Regions from separate parts of the Homo sapiens genome. Here all the other regions are linked to region 1. The links are chromatin contacts, found by Hi-C or POLR2A ChIA-PET in ENCODE. All regions are on one chromosome and are shown on one strand. Each heading gives the region's core, a stretch centred on a gene start or an enhancer-like site at or near the end of the contact. The rest is flanking DNA. Distances are from core to core; before and after follow the strand shown. Region 1 holds the start of LINC01623 (long intergenic non-protein coding RNA 1623). Region 2 holds the start of H1-5 (H1.5 linker histone, cluster member). Region 3 holds the start of H2AC17 (H2A clustered histone 17). Region 4 holds the start of ZSCAN16-AS1 (ZSCAN16 antisense RNA 1).

Region 1 (3,349 bases), core at 513-3,012:
TAGAGGAATTGCAAAGCTTTCGCTAGTCTCCGCATGGCCGGTGCCAATGCTTGGCGGCAATGCTCGGCTCTTCGGCATATGGGCAAAAAGAGCCAAGGAAGCTGAAAAACAGGATGTGTGAAAGCAAAAATAAAGCCCTCTTGGGGACTTGTAATAAATACGTTTTAAAAGAAATCTATAAAGTTTAAACTGATTCTTCCTCTGACAGAGAAAGGCAGTTTCTTAACAGATAGAAAACACGTGAAACTGGTGGTCGGTCACTTCCCAATAAGATCTCAGGAGTGGGGAGAAATAACACAAGATTTAGGAACTATGCCAACGTTTACGACCCCAGGTCTAGAGGTCAAGCCGTGCACTTGGTCTCTCAAGTCGCCTGCTTGGCCCTCTTCCAAGTGTACTTTCCTTCATTAGTGCTCTAAATATTTTCAATAATTTTTCACCCCTGCTCTAAGACTTGCCTCGGTCTCTCCTTCGGCATTATGCTCCTCAATCGAATTCTTTCCTTCTCCTGAGGAGGCAAGAATTAATGTTGCTGCAGACTCCTTACAGATAACTGCCACCGCTAATATGTTGAGATGTTCACACATGCATGTGTGAGGCCCTTCAAAATGTGAGCTGCGGTTAGAATTGGGAAGAGAAGGGAGTGGGGATATGTATCTTTGTTTTCTGATTGCCTTCCATATCTTTTAAAACTAGCTAAGTGCTGCTTCAAGTCAGCCAGATACGAAGGCTTCAATTTATTTAACACAATAAAGAACTTCTATTTGGATCCAAAGCTTACATTATGCTTTAATAAAAGTTACCCTAATAAAGTCAGAAACAATAACAATGAGTCAAAGAAATGCATACAAAGTAGGCCAGGCGTGGTGGCTCACGCCTGGAATCCCGGCACTTTAGGAGGCAGAGGCGGGTGGATCGTGGATCACTTGAGTTCAGGAGTTCGAGACCAGCCTGGCCAACATGGTGAAACCCCCGTTTCCACTAAAAAAAAAAAAATTAGCCGGGCATGGTGGTGCATCATGCCTGTAATTCCAGCTACTCGGGAGGCTAAGGCAGGAGAATCACTTGCATCTGGGAGGCACAGCTTGCACGTGAACCGAGATGGTGCCATTGCACTCTGCACTCCAGCCTGGGAGACAGAGTGAGACTCTTGTCTCCAAAAAAAAAAAAAAAAAAAGCCTACAAAAAGCTTACAAAGTCTAAAATCGGACGAACAAGAGGACACCTGATGGGGGAAAAGAAAAGAGATTGCGATGGGAAGAGAGTGGTGGGGAAATCCGTGGGACAGTTTTCCTATTTTCTGGGTCTGTCCCTTGACCAAGGAACAGCTCAAAAAAGAAAGGATCTAAAATAAATTGTAAAAAATTACCTGTGGTTTCGCATTTGTTTTCTGTCTTTTTCTTTCTTGCTTGATCTTCGATAATACTGGGAAATGTAACCAATGTGATTGGGCTTGTTAATTTGGTGCCTTGCTTGTTTTTCGGGTTTTGGAATTCTGCCAGTCTGTGCTTCCGCGGCCTCTTTCATTTTGTCTTTCATCTCTTGACACAGCCACCCAGGGTGGTGTCAAAGCCTTAGAGCAGAAATGCATCAATATTGAAAGCAAAACGGAGCTTGTTTTCCTTGGTTTCCATGTGAATTTGAAGAATTGAGAGAGAATGAAAGTGCCACAAAAACAAAAGAAAAAAAATTGAGGCGAGTCGTGGACATGATAGACATGATTTTGCAAACAAGGCACATCTAGGAGAAAAGGCGGGAGAAAAATGAAGCTGGAGGTGCCGGGGATTGAACCCGGGGCCTCGTGCATGCTAAGCACGCGCTCTACCACTGAGCTACACCCCCCAACGCTCAACGTGGGCCAAAATATTTCTATGACCTGTTACTATTATCGGTCGTGCCAAGAAGCATATTTTGTCGAACTTAATTTTGAATTCGCTATACTGGATATTGTTTCCTGACTGCGCTGAGAGAAGGAAAACTGAATGTTATATCGAAAGTCCCGTGCTGGGCCTGGGATCTCCCGCTGCAGGTCACCCTCTCGGACGGCCGCTCGACAACCACCTATCGGGGTTTATAAGGGAGCCGTCCTGCCTGGCCGCCCCCCAGAGAAAGGTCTGTGATGGGGTGATTCTGCTTGGAAAGGTTGCCAGGAAACCGCGAGCATAACGCAGAAAGATAAAACGAAAGCCCTAAACGCCGCCGTGGGAATTTAAGTCCAAGGGGCAGAGAAAACAGGAGGGGAATTGCAGATCGGCTTGTCCCGGTCGTAGTTACTGCCCCTGCAGGTTCCCGCGCCCAGCCTCGGGATGGAGAACCTGGCACGCTACGTTTCGCGGGCTCTGAGACTCGGGTGGTGAGAGTCGCCGAGATGCGCACTGGGAAGAGAAAAGAGCCAGGACGCACCTGCATTTATGGCGCCATCGCCCGGGCGGAATCCTCCACGGAATAAAAAGTATGCAGAAGCAAGGCGATTTATGACTGCATAAACCCTCCGTGCTCCTGGAGAGTTCTTAGACCTCTCCACTCCTTGGCACAACTGACCTCTCCACTCTTCGACAAACTGGCAAGCGCTTGCCGCCGTTCGCCAAACCTTGGTACGACAGTCAATCCAGAAATGAGCTTCTGGAACAAATCCTAAATCCTTTTTTGTCTGTCTTCTTCTGATTCGCTCTCATCCTTAAGGGACCTGTTTCTCCTTCAAAACCTGAAAACATCTAACCTATAGTACCAACCCCAGATCCAGGCCTGGCCTTCCTGACCAGTCAAAGCCAGTTGGACTGTGCGCCTAGAAGTGGACAGACATGCGAAATGCCATACTGTATACGTACAATGCATAGGCCAAAGGCGACCCTATGACCCAGAGATTAGAAAGACTCGGACGTCTTTTGACTGGGTTCAGGTCACACTACTCCCAAAATACGACACCTCGGCATTTGAGAAAACAGCAGAAGCAGAAACGTTTTTCTCTGGGCCCTTGTTCCGTGAAGCGGGCCATGAAAGCTACCTGATCTTCCAATTAAAGTAGGTGATAAGACCGTCAATTCAGAGGGGAGAAAATGTACTTGGAGGAAATAAACGAAGACACAGAGATGCCAAAGAGAACCTGAATAAACAGGCTTTGCTAAGTTCACCCCAGTTTATAACCATTAGATCATACCCCCTTTTATCCAATTATACTGCTATGGGACTATCCACTTCATCAAACCTAAGCATAAAAATATAGGAAGTCCTCACTTATTGTCAGTTGGTTTTTGGAAACTATTACTTTAAGCAAAATAAAACTAATTCTACCATAGACTAGACTAATTGATTTAAGAGTTAATTTTCTTGGCAAATGTCTGATCACAAA
Region 2 (3,349 bases), core at 609-3,108, 1.0 Mb before region 1:
AAGGCCAAAGGCAAATAATGTCTCCATAGAATCACTTTCCAATACAACGGCTCTTTTCAGAGCCACCTACTATTTCTGCGGGAGAGCTGGGCCACTGGTTAAACATTTGGAACGTTTGTTATGAAAAGATAAAGCATTTTTCATCTAGAGCTTAGGAATGACTTTTAGGAAAAACCTTACAGGATTCAGGTGACATGTTTAAGTCAGAATGTGAACTAGTTATTTAATGTAGGGCTTACAAGAATGTTCGCTGTGTTTATTCATCTCGTGTTATATGAACTAGAACCAATAAAAAAAAATCCAGAGCCAGGCTCAGTGGCTCACGCCTGTAATCCCAGCACTTTTGGAAGCTGAGGCGGGAAGATCGCTGGAGCTCATGAATTCGAGATCTGCCTGGGCATCATAGCGGATACAAAAATTAGCCGACCGGGGTGGTGCACGCCTTTAGTCCTAGCACTTCACAGAGGCTGAAGTGGGACGATCCCTTGAGCCGGGGAGGCTGAGGCTGTAGTGAGCCGAGACCACGCCACTGCACGCCAGCCTGGGTGACAGCGAGAACCTGACTTGAGGAAAAAAAAATAATCCAGTACAGAATGACACGGTCATATCAAATTGGCATGTAATAGAGACCCCATCTTGAAACTTGCTACTATATTGTCTTGTGCGTTGATAGCATATTATATTAATGCCGAACACATTAGTGACGCCGAAGTAGCTGGTGCCTAAATGGCTTAAACGCGGAAAAACCACATACAGATGATGGAACAAAAACTGGCCAATCAGATTATAGAGCGGGCTTTTTAAAATATAAGAAGCTTCTTTGTAGCTAGGCGTCTGACAAAAAGCTTGACACCAACTTAACAAAAACCAACGGCTGGAATTCATACTCTAATAACAGACTGCATGGGTAAACTACGTGGGGAGTCCAACCAACACCCTGGACTCTTGCTTGCCTTGCGTTACTCGATTAGGGTTGAGGGAGAACTGCCCGAGATTTTTCGAATGCAAGGAATCTTGCTGCCTGATCTAACATGTTGTGCACAGCCATTTTTTAGAGGTCTCTGGGTGGCTCTGAAAAGAGCCTTTGGGGCTTTGTTGCGGTTTTCACACGCCAGCTTCCTACTTCTTTTTGGCAGCCGCCTTCTTGGCCTTTGCAGCTTTAGGTTTTGCTGCTTTGGGCTTAGCGGCTTTGGGCTTTGCCGCCTTCGGCTTAACTGCCTTGGGCTTGGCAGGACTCTTGGTTGCCTTTTTCGGTTTGGCAGCGGCCTTGGCCTTCTTAGGGCTCTTCGCCACCTTTTTGACGCCAGCCGCCGCGGGCTTCTTCGCCTTCTTCGGAGTCTTCTTCACTGCCTTTTTCGCCCCTGCAGCCTTCTTGGCCTTCTTAGGCGTGGCCCCCGCGGGCTTCTTAGCTTTAGCGGCGCCTGCCTTCTTGGCTTTGGGCTTGGCTTCCCCGGAGGCCGCCTTCTTGTTGAGTTTAAAGGAGCCAGAAGCACCAGTGCCCTTGGTCTGCACCAGGGTGCCCTTGCTCACCAAGCTCTTGAGGCCCAGCTTAATGCGGCTGTTATTCTTCTCCACGTCGTAGCCACCGGCCGCTAAGGCCTTCTTAAGGGCTGCCAAAGAAAGGCCATTGCGCTCCTTAGAAGCAGCCACAGCCTTGGTGATCAGCTCTGAGACTGGGGGCCCCGTCGCTTTGCGCTTAGCAGCGCCGGCGCCGGCAGCCTTCTTAGTTGCCTTCTTCTTAGCCGGGGATTTCTCCACCGGCGCTGGGGTGGCTGTCTCGGCAGGAGCGGTTTCCGACATGGTGGCAAGAAACTGCTAGAAGAGAATAAGCTCGAAATCTAAAGAGCAGGTTTTGCGTTGCTGCTATGCTCGGGCCCCGGGCTTATATAAGCCGGCGCTGCCCTGTGATTGGTGGAGCGTCCAATCCACCGCCCTCTGGCCGCCGCCGCTCGCGGTTGGACTCCCAAATTGTGTTTGTTAGTCCTCAAAATTTGATTAAATGCTTAAAACAATGGTACAGAATTTGGCACTTTGAAGCTCCAAAGGAGGAAAACAGCCTCCAGGTTCACATACTTGTTTGTGTTTTCAAGAATCTTGTGCAATTGATGAAAGATATTTTAAAAAATCCCTTCAGCTTTTCATAAGAATCCATTGGGCTGAGGGCATCATGTTAGTTAGTAGCGTGTCGCGATAAATTTCTACTAAGTATCCAGTGAAAGTTATTTTTAAAAATTTGCCCATGAGTTCATGCTTTGATTTTTGCAAGAGAAAAGACACTGGGTTCCTTGGTTTGGGCATGAAGTTTGTTTCTAACTGTAGCAAGTAACACAGGCACAGGACAGCTGGTTGCCTACAGCCCCAACTTAACCACATAGACTTGACTTTACAAACTGGTTCTGTGTCCTAGGAGTTTCCATGTGCTAATGTCTTTACAGAATGGGATTTTGCAGCTTGGAAGAGTTCCACAGTCAGAGTGACTTCTTCTGCATTGCAGCACCAGTAATACAAATCGCTTTGACTTAAGGATCTAACTACTCAGATTCACATTCAAACTTAAATGTGTTATGTTTTCTAATTAGAGTGTTTTCTCTTTTTAGTTCCTGGGCAAATCCATTAAAAAAGGGGAAGAAAAATAATATAGATAATTCAGTTTAGAGAAAACTCAAACTTGTGGAAAATTATTCAAGAGCTCCCAGTGATCCTCAAATGCACAAACTGTTTAGGTGGCCCAGGACACTGTCAGGTTTTCGAAATGTTCTCACTGCTCCCCCTGAATCTCCACCCACATTTAACAAGCTGCACCATCAGGAATACTCTCTTCTATGAGCAGCCAGGATACATCAATATGGGTATTTTTGTGTGTTTTAGCGCTAATATTTTAGAAGAATATCTGGCTATTGACTGTGAAAAGGTTGGATTGGATATTGAGCGACTTCACATTATAGAGGTTCAGAGGAACTCAGGAAAACATAGGCAAATACACTGAGGTTGAAATAAATGAAGTTTACAATTTATGGGAGGTGGAGGGGATTGGACAGGATGCCTGGATGATAAAAATGATCAAATGATGATTTGGATTCCTAATGAAATCAACAGTCACTTATTTCTCATTCTTGAAATGCTGTGCAAGAAAATTTAAAGTAGCCAATGCACTTCATCTTCTAAGAACTCCTGGAGAAGTTGGCAGACTATGGCCAAATCTGGACAATGGCTTTTTTCTGTATGGCCCTCAAGCTAAGAAGTGTCTTTATGTTTTAAAAGTATTGTTAAAAAAAAAAAAAACAAAAACAAAGGCTGGGCACGGTGGTTCATGTCTGTAATCTCAGCACTTGGGGACACTGGGATAGGT
Region 3 (3,349 bases), core at 581-3,080, 970 kb before region 1:
CAATGGGTCATTTTTCCTATTTCGGATCGTGTAAAAATACATACAGTAGAACAACGTATTTGCTAGTATTTCCAAAAAGTAGTTCCGTTTTGTAACTGCTTAATTAAATCTTTTAATGACTGTACCAAGACCCAGAACAAAAACAATTTAAACTTAGGCTGGCACATTCTCTAAAACACCAAAACTTTAGTTTTGTCCAGTGTGGTGTGGGGAAGGAGTTTGATAGGTGCTTGACTAAATGATACCAATAAATGGTATCTGACCTCTTCATTAACTGAGTTTAATGCAATCCAATGGCTGATTGGATTAATTATGTAAATTATTGCTTAATTTCATTAGCATGCGCGGAATTACAGGTTTGGGTCAGTGATTAGATTTTTGCCAGTGAATCTGGGTAGTTCTGACAACAGCATTTTATTAGGATGGAGATTTTAGTTGATCAAAGAACTACCAGGTTCTGGTATTGATAAAGACCCATAAAGACAACAAAAAGGTTAGTTTAACATTTATTATATTCACAGGAGCAAATGATCACCAGAAATACTTTTGTTTGGGTTTTGTTTTTCTTTTTTTGAGACGGGGTCTCGCTTTGTCACCCAGGCTGGAGTGCAGTGGCGAGGTCATGGCTCACTGAAATCTCAAATTCCTGGGACTCAAGTGTTCCTTCTGCTGTCAGTCCGCCAAATACAGGCGAGGGCCTCGCGCCTGGTATTTTTTTTCTTTCTTTTTTTTAGATGGAGTCTCGCTCTGTCGCCCAGGCTGGAGTGCAGTGGCGTGATCTCGGCTCACTGCAACCTCTGCCTCCTGGGTTCAAGCGATTCTCCTGCCTGTCTCCTTAGTAGCGCTCGCCACCACGCCCGGCTAATTTTTGTGTTTTTAGTAGGGACAGGGTTTCACCATGTTTGCCTGGGTGGTCTCGATCTCTTGACCTTGTGATACACCCTCCTCGGCCTCCCAAAGTGCTGGGATTACAGGCGTGAGCCACCGCGCCCAGTCATTTTTTTTTTAAGAGGCAGGGGTCTCGTTATCAGGGTGGTCTCGAACTCCAGGTCCCTAGAGATTTCTCCCCTCCCCACCCACCTGCCTCAGTTTCCCAAAATGCTAAGGACGCATAAACCACCGCGCCCGGCCCCAAGTTTTTTAAAGACCCAGGACAGTTTGTGGGGAGGGGACAATTAAGGAGGTTCCTTCATGTTATAAGGTAGCAGTTGGATAGTATTTACTAGGCCTGATTCAATACTTTTATTTTACCCAATAGGAAAGTAATGGCCTCAGTGCTTGAACTCGGCCACAAATTTCTGATAGGTTTGGAGAACAGAGTGCTCAGTTCTTCCGTAGAAATGGTGGGTGGCTCTGAAAAGAGCCTTTTGTCTTGTAAGTTTACATTTTTAAAGTTCAGCCCTTACTTGCCCTTAGCTTTGTGGTGGCTCTCAGTCTTCTTGGGGAGCAGTACGGCCTGGATGTTAGGCAGAACACCGCCCTGAGCGATGGTAACTTTACCAAGCAGCTTGTTGAGCTCCTCGTCGTTGCGGATGGCCAGCTGCAAGTGGCGCGGGATGATGCGGGTCTTTTTGTTGTCGCGGGCTGCGTTGCCCGCCAGCTCCAGGATCTCGGCAGTTAGGTACTCCAGCACCGCCGCCAGGTAAACCGGCGCGCCGGCCCCGACCCGCTCAGCGTAGTTGCCCTTGCGGAGCAGGCGGTGCACTCGTCCTACAGGAAATTGGAGCCCAGCTCTAGAGGAGCGGGTTTTGGCCTTGGCGCGAGCCTTGCCGCCCTGCTTGCCACGTCCAGACATGGTAAAACGACCTGTGGCCTAAGTCAGAAAGTGAGTGAAAGGAACCTACAGGGACGCGCATTTTATAGCAGCTGCTGGGCGCGAAAAAGAAGCTGGGCCATTGGCTAAGCTTGCAGCTTCCTCTTAATGCAAATGAGCTTTCTGAATATACGTGTTTTGATTGGACTATATTGATATTAACGTCATCTGAGTAACTTCCAATCAGACAGAAGAATTTCTCAATCTCATCTGCATATAGACTTGTAAATAAATAGGGCATAACCCAGCTTGTCCTCATTCTTGTTATTTGAGTGCTCTTTCACTCTCCTCCGCCATGCCCGACCCGGCTAAATCTGCTCCTGCCCCCAAAAAGGGCTCCAAGAAAGCCGTAACCAAGGCCCAGAAAAAGGACGGCAAGAAGCGCAAGCGCAGCCGCAAAGAGAGTTACTCTATCTACGTGTACAAGGTGCTGAAGCAAGTCCACCCCGACACCGGCATCTCATCGAAGGCCATGGGCATCATGAACTCCTTCGTCAATGACATCTTTGAGCGCATCGCTGGCGAGGCTTCCCGCCTGGCGCATTACAACAAGCGCTCGACCATCACCTCCAGGGAGATCCAGACGGCCGTGCGCCTGCTGCTGCCCGGGGAGCTGGCCAAGCACGCCGTGTCCGAGGGCACAAAGGCCGTCACCAAGTACACCAGCTCCAAGTGAGCTCTCGCAGCTGCCAGCAATCCAAAGGCTCTTTTCAGAGCCACTCACGCTTCCAGAGAAAGAGCCTGTGCATTTTGCTTGTAGTCTTTTGGGTGGACTCCGGCCGGCCTCCATTAGGAGGGAAGACGGCGGGAAAAGGTAAGCTAAGCTCCCTAGGCTTTTTGCGTGTGAGTATAGACGCTCCATCAGACAAATTTAGCTTGGGTTCTTAGATACCCTTGGGGAAAAAGGCTTGCAGTTGTGCTTTAAGCTATAATTACAAGTTTGCTTTCGGTTTTCGGTTACTCTTTCCTTTTGTGTTGTTTTTTTTTTTTTTTTTTAAATGGAGTCTTGGCTCTGTCGCCCAGGATAGAGTGCAGTGCCGCGATCTCGGCTCACTGTAAGCTCCGTCTCCCGGGTTCAACCAATTCTGCTTCGGCCTCCTAAGTAGCTGGGATTACAGGCGCCCGCCACCGTGCCCGACTAATTATTGCATTTTTAGTAGAGACGGAGTTTTACCGTCTTGACCAGGCTAGTCTCGAACTCCTGACTTCGTGATCCACCCATCTCGGCCTCCCAAAATGTTGGGATATCAGGCGTGAGCCATCGCGCGCGGCCGGGTTATTCTTTCAGTGCCTGTAACGTCCCCCTTCTTTGATTGGTCAACGCTCTATTTGAAAAGCCCGCCAAGGGCTGCAATTTGCCAGATAGTCTCATCCGGGTTGTTTTTCGAAGAGGTTCTCCCGGAATGGAAATGACCGTTATCTGCAGGAGTGCATCGGACTCTGGCGCCAAGAGCTGGAAGCTGTGAATTAACCGTCCCTCTTACTGCAGTTGTACGGATCCTGGGTGACATTGACTTACCGGTGTCCATTTTCCAT
Region 4 (3,349 bases), core at 429-2,928, 730 kb before region 1:
ACATAATCCAATGTTTGTTTAGAAAAGATCATTCTGGCTCCTTAAAGAGGCAAGAATGAGAAAAGAGCAGAAGTAAGGAAATCAGTCCAGAGGCTACTGTAGTAACCCAAGTGAAAGAAGGTAGTGGCATGGACCATGGGTTCACAGTGGATATAAAGAGAAACAAACAGACTTAACGTACATTTTGGAGATGAAAATATAATCTTGCTCATTGTTGTAGATTCCTAAATTCTGCTTGAAAAGATGTTTCTGTATTAGGTTAAACAAATGAAATCCCTGTTTTTGTGGGTCAAAATGGTTAAATACCAGAAATGTAAAATGATTTAACCTAATAGAAACAAATAACGACAGAGAAGAATCAGAGGAATGATACAGGAGAAGGGACGTTGAAATGGGGCTTATTTATTAAAATGAAAATTTTTATTGTTCTCCTTAAATCTCTGTGGAAGCCACCCTTATCAAAAAAAAAAAAAAAAACCCTTTGTTGAAAGGCAAATTGCCAACAAACCCGATGAGATTCAGAACACTGCTGCAATAACATATCTCTGTAGAAACTTATACTTCCATCTGGATAGCAAATTTCCTAAGCTGATAAAACCAGGTTATCAATGAAAGGCCAGAGTACAGAATTTAAAGGAAGAATGCCTGGGTATGAATCTTTGTTCTGCCAGTTACTAGTTATATGACCTTGGCTAATACATTTTTCTCTCTGTGCCTCAGGTTCCCCATCTGTAAAACAGTATTATAATGATATCTACCTCATAAAGTAGGAATTAAATGAGTGACCAAATGTGAAGGGTTTAGAACAGTGGCTGGCCCATAATGTTAAAGTCTTAGCCCCTAACAGCGCACTTAGATCTTTTTGTTAGCATTAAATTCAGCATTTTCTTCCTATCAAAGCTGCTTAAATCAGTTAACTGGCATTTGATCTTCGTGGGCTCATTGTATTGTTGCTGTTGTGTATCTTTTTAAATAATACTCGTAATCTTAACAATTAGCATAATTTTGAACCGCTCCCTAATACCTAACCCCAATCCCAAACCGGACGGTCGAGCCTATCCACCGGCAGAGAACACCACCCAATCTCGCCCTCACTCTGACACTCACCGGCCAGACCTTTTCTTCCGTCCGTTTTCTGCCTCTGGCCCAGGGCCCAGCTCACGTAGCGTTTTCGGGGGCTGTTTGGGAACCGTTAGCAACCGGAAGTGGCTAGAGGTCGCGAGAGAACTGAAAAAGGGGACCGGCCTTTCCCGGCTGCCTAAGCACTTGGGTTCCGGCCTGGAAGGAGGCCCAGGGCTCCCACAAAGAGAAATAAGGGACCTATTTGGATGGATCCCAAGAAACACTGTCTGGCATCTGATTTGAACGAGGCTCGGCGCAGCCGGGCCCTTTTCGCAAAGTAGGCCCACTGCAGACCTGTGGGAACCTCCGGGATGCCTGGGGACCCGCATCTGCCGCTACCCGCAATTTCCTATCCCGACCCTCTCTGCAGTTGTCGACCCCGGCCGGCGGCTTTGAGCGTGGGGTCCCGCAGACCCTGGCACCTAGGGGGCCGAAGCCGAGGGATCTTGGGGTAGAAGAGCGGTCCTACAGAGCTGCCGCTTCGAAAGAGCCCCCAATCGACCGCTGATGGGGAATGGAGGATTTTGCTGTTTTATTGCAGCCCGCCCCCGGAGAAAGGCGGGCTCGGACGTTCTTGACTTTAGGATAGACTGGGGAGGGGTGCCGAGGAGCGTTCTTCCCTTTACGTCTCGCGGTCGCAGACTGTATTTGCTGGTGCCCTGCTCACTGTGATCTCGCAGGACCTTGCGGACTTACGGAGACGAAAAGTGGCCTACTTTGAGCTTCTCTGATCCTTAGGGGAAATGAGTGTCCAAAGAGAAATAGGTGCAGAGTGCCGGCACTAGAATTCTTTAAACCTGGATTCAAATTCTGACTCCACCACTCTCCAGTTAGGACTGAGGGCAATTTATTTTTAACTTCTCCAAGCCTCTGTTTACTCGTTTATGTAACTCAGGCTAATAACGTAGTGTCTATTTCATAGGGTGGCTTTGACTATTAAGTGTGAGAGTGCATGTAAGAACAGTCTAAGGGAATTTCCCTGCCTTTCCCCTTGTCTGCTGTCACTCTCATCCGTGTTAGACAAATGGAATTAATTAACCAACTTCCGCTTTTCTGAAGCACGGGTAAAGAGTGAAGTGCAGGACTTGGGTAAAGGAAAAACCAAGAAGGATGCAAAAGATGGATGGTCATTGTGAGATCCACAGAGGTGCTCATCCCAGCACTTTCACCTCACTTGGCATCTGTCACATGGTGGGTGCTTGATAAGTACATGGGTGAATGAGGACCTACCTAAGCAGAAGGAATTATTGAATAAGACTAGAATTGCAGGGAGAGGATGAATCAGATTGATTAGCTACTTGACAAAAAAAGGCAAACCACTCTTCCTGTCAGAAATGTATGGCACATCTGCATATTTCAAGGGCTGCCACTTACTGCAACTGGGAAGGAGATCTCAGAACCGACACCTCAACTATGGAAGCTTTAATCTATTGACAGCAAATGCAACATAGCAAGTAATATAAGACAGAATGTGATCAGTGCAAAATCGAATAATAAAGTCTTGAGAGGGGGTTATTAGAATAATAGACGAGTGTTTAGATTGAGTAGTGAGCAATGAGATAAGTCCTTTGACTTGGGGGTACAGGGGAATTATGACCAGGGGTATGGGATAGGGAGAAGGTCATTCTGGAAGGCAATAAAAGGCAGACAGGACGCTAGTGGTAGAAAAAAAGGAAAACACTTGTTTATCAATGTAAATCAATGGCGGAAGAATTACATATGACATATGCTATTGAGGAATACCTTTCAACCGTTCAAATGACAAAAGGAGTGTCAGAACAATATATATTCCATTTTTGTTGAAAAAATTTGTTTATATAGATATAATTTGTGGGGTATTTGTACAAGAAAAGGATGCACTCCAAACTTAACAGTGATTACCCCATATTGAAAATTGTGAAACTTTTACCCTACTTGCAAGCTAACAATTTAACTTGCCACAGTTTTATGGATACTAACAGAAGACACTGGACTCCTGCGTCAGAGACAGAAGACTTTATTACTTAATAACACAGGCATCATAAGCTTTATATTCCCTTGTTCCCAAAGCTTATGTTCCCAAAGCCCACAGAGGGGCCTAAGCTTGGCATTCCCCTGCTAGGATGGAACAGTGGGTTTGCAACCTAGCAGAGGAATGCCAAGCTTAGGAAGCCCAACCTTTGCTCAGCCTTGCCCCAGAATGAGCCATTATCTTTATTATCCTGGTCAGGAAACAACTGTGATCTAG

The links. Hi-C counts contacts between places; a loop is a spot of excess contacts on that map. ChIA-PET counts read pairs that join two places held with the same protein, here RNA polymerase II (POLR2A). Pooled maps may share reads with other maps.
Region 2: a loop to region 1 is called in a pooled map, with 8 times the contacts of the local background. The contact joins the promoter of H1-5 here to the promoter of LINC01623 in region 1. A Hi-C loop is called at or near these places in 7 of 50 pooled maps. POLR2A ChIA-PET finds 5 or more read pairs at or near these places in 16 of 52 experiments (CD4-positive, alpha-beta T cell, CD4-positive, alpha-beta memory T cell, CD8-positive, alpha-beta T cell and 12 more).
Region 3: a map of A673 shows a loop between it and region 1 (5-fold over the local background). The contact joins the promoter of H2AC17 here to the promoter of LINC01623 in region 1. A Hi-C loop is called at or near these places in 9 of 168 maps with a recorded cell type or tissue (A673, CD4-positive, alpha-beta memory T cell, CD8-positive, alpha-beta T cell and 5 more), 11 of 37 single-sample maps with no recorded cell type and 21 of 50 pooled maps. POLR2A ChIA-PET finds 5 or more read pairs at or near these places in 25 of 52 experiments (A549, B cell, CD4-positive, alpha-beta T cell and 18 more).
Region 4: a map of naive thymus-derived CD4-positive, alpha-beta T cell shows a loop between it and region 1 (2.5-fold over the local background). The contact joins the promoter of ZSCAN16-AS1 here to the promoter of LINC01623 in region 1. A Hi-C loop is called at or near these places in 2 of 168 maps with a recorded cell type or tissue (breast epithelium and naive thymus-derived CD4-positive, alpha-beta T cell) and 7 of 50 pooled maps. POLR2A ChIA-PET finds 5 or more read pairs at or near these places in 1 of 52 experiments (activated T-cell).

The regions. Positions count from the first base shown.
Region 1 is chr6:28,861,915-28,865,263 of GRCh38, forward strand. It overlaps LINC01623 (long intergenic non-protein coding RNA 1623), which reads right to left and starts at 1,763. Exons shown (of 2, transcript NR_033379.1): 1 at 1,370-1,763; 2 at 1-101. It overlaps TRA-AGC2-2 (tRNA-Ala (anticodon AGC) 2-2), which reads right to left and starts at 1,842; the gene lies at 1,771-1,842. It also overlaps the pseudogene RPL13P.
Region 2 is chr6:27,865,730-27,869,078 of GRCh38, forward strand. It overlaps H1-5 (H1.5 linker histone, cluster member), which reads right to left and starts at 1,859. Exons shown (of 1, transcript NM_005322.3): 1 at 1,063-1,859. The coding sequence starts at 1,800. The coding sequence ends at 1,120. It overlaps H2AC16 (H2A clustered histone 16), which reads left to right. Exons shown (of 1, transcript NM_003511.3): 1 at 1-69. The coding sequence ends at 18. RefSeq lists enhancers at 1-127, 59-108, 1,679-1,788, 2,049-2,118.
Region 3 is chr6:27,891,355-27,894,703 of GRCh38, forward strand. H2AC17 (H2A clustered histone 17) reads right to left here and starts at 1,831. Exons shown (of 1, transcript NM_003514.2): 1 at 1,345-1,831. The coding sequence starts at 1,795. The coding sequence ends at 1,403. It overlaps H2BC17 (H2B clustered histone 17), which reads left to right and starts at 2,071. Exons shown (of 1, transcript NM_003527.4): 1 at 2,071-2,537. The coding sequence starts at 2,109. The coding sequence ends at 2,489. RefSeq lists enhancers at 957-1,500, 1,105-1,154, 1,501-2,044, 2,065-2,304, 2,695-2,834.
Region 4 is chr6:28,135,638-28,138,986 of GRCh38, forward strand. It overlaps ZSCAN16-AS1 (ZSCAN16 antisense RNA 1), which reads right to left and starts at 1,679. Exons shown (of 2, transcript NR_103456.1): 1 at 1,108-1,679. RefSeq lists an enhancer at 1,850-2,039.